Linked DNA regions of Mus musculus: region 2 is linked to region 1. A link is a loop called in an ENCODE intact Hi-C map of the cell type or tissue named here. Cell type or tissue: gastrocnemius. All regions are shown on one strand. Each heading gives the region's core, and the rest is flanking DNA. Links, peaks and the distances in the headings are about the cores only.

Region 1 (2,918 bases), core at 305-2,804:
TAAAGTGGGATACACAATGATTTGTTGCCTCTTTGAAGTGGCTGAGATTACAAACTTAGGCTATGCTTGGATTTGAACTTAGGGATTCTGGAGTGCTAGGTTGACACTCCTCACAGAGCTACTTTCGTGATTTCTCTGTTAGTTTCTGTTTCTTCTTTATATACATGTTTGTTTTTCAGGCAGCACAGAAATAATTAATATATATATCAAATCAAATATATATATTTGATTTATTTGTCTAGTTGGCTGAGAAATTTCCCCATATTTGGCTTCTTAGGAAGTGCCCAAACTCATTTTGGACAGAATGCTAAGCAGCCCTGATTTGTCCTATACTGTGTCATCTGTACAAACCAAGGAGTGTGGGCCTTTCCTGTGTCCTTTGTACTTCAAGCAGTATTCTCCTTATGTTTAAATAATCTTGAATGATTGAGGAGAATGTTGGCTTTCTTGAAGGATTAGTTGGAAAATCTGGTTTGGTCTCCAGAATTTGAATGATTGATTAGAATCTTCATTTTTTGTTTTTTGTTTTTCAAGACAGGGATTCTCTCAGAATCTTCACTATTTTTAAAGGAGTAAGTGAATTCTCTAGTTCTTGGTTCTGGGTCCTCGCTCTGAAGACGCTTATCATTTGTCTAAAATGAATGGCCAGCAATGGTTAGACTTCCATGCTAGTGAGTCATTTGATACAGAGTGAAAACCTGCTTTCCCAATTTTCCCACTATTAAAATTGTGATACTGTTACCATTCTCCTGTTTCTCCTTGTGAGCTTGCAGTTTGTTCTTCATGCTGTTAACATTTGACCTAAACTTCAGCTTTGTGTAGCTTGTGAGCAGCAAAGCCAGCCATATGCTGTTTTCCTGAATAAACTTGATTGAAAGGGGAACTGTATCAGGAGATTGAGGCTTTAAAAAACTTCTGGCCTGCTACACTGTGTTCTACCTACATGTTAGAGGTTTTATGAGACAAATAAAACACATATCCATATACTTTCAGAAATCTGATACCTATTTAATTGCTTAATAAAGTTCAGATTATGCTTAAAAATATTGTACAGTGTTCTTGAGTAATTTATGTAGAAATAGCCTGTGTTTAAATTGTAGTTTTCTTTCTTAAGAAAATGAGTAGATGACAAATTACCATGAAAGCATCATTTAAAACATACTTAATTTTTTTATTTTTATTTTTTGTTGCCTTCTTTAATTTTGGGTCTAAAAACTTCAGGGACATTAGTAGTTGAGTATGTTCAACACTCTGGCCTTCAGAAGGTTTGTGTTAAAAATAAGATGTGTTTCTAGCTTTTGAACAGCAGATGGCAGTATTGCATCATGCGATCACTTAGTGGTGTTATGACCCCTGAACATGAATTCCATGTTACAAATGATCATCTAATAAAATGATTAGAAGTCATTAAGTTACCTAACATTTAATTTTTCTCTGCTTTTTTTCTATTTTTAACAGTATTTATATAAGAACTTGGCAAATTGACCTTTTCAGAGGCCATGTGAGCTCTTGTTAATCTGAGATGCAGTGCGCAGCAAATCAGATGTGTGATTATCCAATGATGGGCTGACAGCTTCAACTGGTCTTGGTCGCTTTCACTGCTCGTCCTAGTGTCTGGTTGTGGCTTTCCGTAGGAATATATTAAGGTGGGATTTTTGAATCTGAGGAAAAACTATTTGTTACTTTATGACTCTCTTACTTTCAGGCTTACTAAAAACAGTGGCATGGGTCCATCTTGAGTGCCTCATGAATTCTCAGACCTGTTTATTAAACAGGGTTAGGAAATGGTAAAGCAGAAAGAGTTGAACTCTGCACTTTCACATTCCCCTCTGACTTGACGTGGGTTTGAGGGTTGATGTAAGAGGGGCCTAGAATCTTGGTACAGGTTTATATATACTCTTTGGTATGTATTATATTTATGGTAATCTGAGGGCTTTCTTAGTGGTGGTAGTTGTGCCTTAACATTGTTTTCATGAACCTGATCATCTTAGACCCTCCTCTCCATAAGCCACAACGCTTTGGCACCACTGCTGTTTAGTATATTTCTGCTTACTGAAATAGTGACTTCTTAGCCAGTCCCCACCTAAGTGTGATTCACCCATTTTTCCTTTCCTTTGGTGAAGTCTTTCCATCTTACTCAGCTTGGACATTTCAGAGATACTTGGTCAGCAAATCAGAGCTGAAGTACCCAACTTTTAACACTCACACTGTAAAATAAGGGTAAAATCAGGTAATATCTTCTATTAGCTTAATTGCTAGCCAGCTAGCTCTCTCCCTCTCCCACTCCCTTTCCCCTCCCCCTCCCTCTTCACCTCCCCCTCTCCCATTCCCTTTCTCTTTCCCTCTCTCTCCCTGACAGAGTCTTACTGTATAGCCCAGGCTAGCCTTAAGCTTACAGTGATCGTCCCGTGTTAGTCCTCTGAGTCCTGTGATTAGTCCTGAGCACTGCCTTTGGTAGAAGTGGAGGATTAAATGAGCTAGCATGAGCAGTGTCCATGTGTGTTTGAATTACAAGTGCCATTGCACAGGGTACCACACACAAAATAGGAATTTTTAAAATGTGCATTATATGTGGGTTAGTGATCAAGTAGAACTGACTTTTGAATATGATGAATGTTAATAATTGCTTTCCAACTTTAACACAGAAGTCTATTGTAACAGTGAACTAAGTGGTATGTATGCATGTGAACGTCTGGAGCTTTCAGTAGAGTCCTATTTAGGTGCTGTCAGGTCCACTTGGCTTAGTCTTGACATGTCTGAGATAAGATCGCACGCCATCACTCTTCCTGACATGGACACTTTTACAAATGGTATTGAATCAGAAATCCAGTTTAATCCATTCTTATTAAATTGGAAGCAGTAATTGCTTTCTGTTTAATGGGCTGGAATTGACTGTAGCAATCTCGATGGACCTTTAA
Region 2 (2,918 bases), core at 149-2,648, 100 kb after region 1:
TGGATCAGAGTGAATTTGTCTAGCATAAGATGATAATCAGCTAAGTTTTCACAGAGGACACGTTTAGTGAAGAACCGTGCCCCCCACTGTAGTGCAGCTCCTCCTCCTGGAGCAGCTCCTTTTGGTTCTTTGGCCTGCAGTGTTATTATCTGAGGATTATTATCTGTACAAGGAGGAAGGACAGTTTAGACAGCTAGAGAAGTAATGCACCAGGACAGTACCATAGAGGAACAAGTTCATCTCAAAAAGCACTTGGATTTTACCCAGGAAAAATAGCTGTAGTAATTCAGTTGTTAGGGAAACCCAACATGTGTGGGGTATCTGAGTCTATCCCATGAGTTTTAGAGGAGTCAGGAGGTGTTCAAGTGGGAGCCTCTAGGTTTTCCTTGACTTGGCCGCATGTTTTGGTAGCACAACAGGTCTCAAATCTGTTTGGGACCAGCTTTCTGTTTCTACCTGTATTGCTAATCAAACTTTATGGGTTGATAGAAGAACTGGATCGTGGACCCAGTAGTGGCTACAGGTGAAACAGTACTGGCATCACCAAACATTTGAACCTGTCTGTGACTCTGCCAAGGGCAGCGGGTCTTACCCATAGGCCTCATCAATCATTGTATGCTTGATTGTCAGGGATGAGAAAGCTGAGGTGATGCTAGAGTCATGTTCATGATAAAGCATGGGCCAGGCACTTTAGAGTGAAGTAGGCTGAGACCGATGGGCCCTGTTGGAAAGCTCACACATTTCCTGTCAATTCCTTAATTCTGCTGCTTTGTCCAAAGATGCTCAGGCCTTTACTAGCCTTTGATAGAGGTAGATAGACCCTGGCTGTAGTGTTGTTTAGTGGGGACATGGTGAGGGAGAGAGAGAAACAGGGAGAAAATCACTTAGGGTAACTTCTTTTACTTTGCTTCAAGCTTTCCCCTCATTTTTTGATGAATTTGATATACAGCTCTAATTTGGGGGAGGTGTTTGTCCCACCAATCCCCAGTTGATGCCTGTGCTTTAAGAGAGACACAGTGAGCAATTGATGCTTGAAACCATGGTACTGAACACACACACACACACACACACACACACAGTACTCAAGTGTGTATTTCTACTATAAAGGAATCTGTGATGCAGTTTAATAAATTAAACTCAGTGAGATTACCTGGTCCTAATAACAACTGAAATGATATGCAGGTAATGAAAGTCCCTTGCAAACTCCTGGCCCAGCAATCTTTGACTTACTTTCCATTCCTAAACCTTTAGTGAAAATGCCCTTCAGATTTGAAGGACACTGGACACACCTCTCTTCTCCCTACTTCCATCTTAGGTTCGTAACATTTTACTTTTATTTATTCAAACCAAAGCGCTCACTTGGTTTGGCCTCCAGACTTTATGACCTAGGAAATGAAATACCATTGAATATGTGACTGCACTTGACTCCATCTGTGTTCATGTGTATGGTTTCTCTGTCTGTTATGCAAAGTCATAAATAATCCAGGAGCCCTGCATCTGTCCCACCTGCTGCTGTCTTTATGATTCGAAGTGGTGAGTCACATGAGTAATTGTGCTACTTGTATAAAGAACTTGGAAGACAGCTTCACTTGTGTAAGTCCTGGCTGTATGTCATAAACAAGAAAAGTTTGAGCCATCTGTTACTTAAAAAATGACACTGGTGTACCACCTGGTGTTTGACTAGGCCTCGGGATTTGTTCCAGGCACAGCACTGCTTCACTGAACAAATACTGAGGTGAGGGTGGGGTAAGGCTTGGCAGGTACCTCTGGGACTTGGGAGGGGCCCTTTTCACTGAGCTCTGAGCAGACTTATTTTTATCATTGATGTTTCCTCTTGTGGTTTGCCTGTCATTAAAGACAGTTTTGTCTTAATTTTGAAAATTGGATACCAGGGGTTACATTATACAAAACGACCGCATACAAATCGTGAAGATAATGTCATGTGCAGGATGGCTGAATTTGGAGCAGAGGATGGCCACCTGCTAGGACTTTGTTCCTTAGCAGTCTGATGAGTGGCCCTGAGTTGTGGTTGCTTCCTTGGCTATGTGGCTGTTGAGATCTGTTTTGGTTTTGCAAACCATTCATCCTGTAGCACAGAACTCTGGAGTAGTTGGCTACTGGGTATTTGACTTAAGGAAACAAATTCCCTTTAAAGTTCCTGCTCTGCAACTGAAGAGCACTTTTGCCACTGTTAACATAAGCATCTGAGGATAGCTTATTCTTATCTACAGCATTGAAAAGGGATACGTGCAGCATTTGGCAGTACGGTAACCGCTGCCATTGTGCACCTACCTATCTGCTTAGCTACTGTGGTAGCCTGTGAGGTATGTGGCCCCTCAAAGGTTTTGGAACTTGCTAGAAGTAATTAAAAAATGACTAACACTGGTGTTGGGCTGAAGGGTAGAGATGGAGATGGCTCTGTTGGACACCATAGCAAGGCTATGGCTGTTACATATGTGTTACATGTGTGTTCTGCAGTTAAGGATAAGCAAGCACTCCTCACACATGGAAGGATGATCCTAGAGTTGGCATTTCTTATCTGAAGTTTTCTGTTTGTAGAGGGGTGACCCCAGGGCCCTTTGCTTACCAGGAAAGTACTCGACTATGGAGCCCCAGCCCTAGCCCCAGCCCCAGCCCCAGCCCCAGCCCCAGCTCCAGCTCCAACCTAACAAGTGTATTTTTAAAAGAGGAGATACTCAGTAGATATATGGAATTTGAATAACAAACATGCTTTTAAAAATCTTATGGTTTTCTGCCACATCTATGAAAATGTACGTTCTAAAAGAGCTCTGGGTTAAAAATCCAACCCAGTCTCATATAGTCCCATAATGATATTATCCACTGGCCTATGATTTTAATATGTAAAATAGTATAAGGGTAACCTTTAAAATGTCTACTTACAGTTGCCTACTGTCCTG

Evidence for each region. Hi-C counts contacts between places; a loop is a spot of excess contacts. Peaks named below come from ENCODE experiments on the same cell type or tissue, not always from the same donor. Only the 100,000 strongest peaks of a DNase experiment are listed, where the experiment ranks them.
Region 2: it touches region 1 in a loop (2.1-fold over the local background); 3 of 42 quality-filtered maps call a loop at or near these places.

Annotation. Positions count from the first base shown.
Region 1 is chr13:29,837,243-29,840,160 of GRCm38, reverse strand. All of the region lies in intron 4 of Cdkal1 (CDK5 regulatory subunit associated protein 1-like 1), which reads left to right. Among named protein-coding and RNA genes, the nearest start is that of Cdkal1, 17 kb to the left of the region's middle. In gastrocnemius, for the core only: a CTCF peak has its summit at 1,315 (motif pointing right); no DNase peak of the experiment used is centred there.
Region 2 is chr13:29,736,960-29,739,877 of GRCm38, reverse strand. The region is part of intron 5 of Cdkal1 (CDK5 regulatory subunit associated protein 1-like 1); the gene reads left to right. Among named protein-coding and RNA genes, the nearest start is that of Cdkal1, 120 kb to the left of the region's middle. In gastrocnemius, for the core only: no CTCF peak of the experiment used is centred there; a DNase peak (open chromatin) is centred at 1,699; H3K27ac peaks cover 265 bases.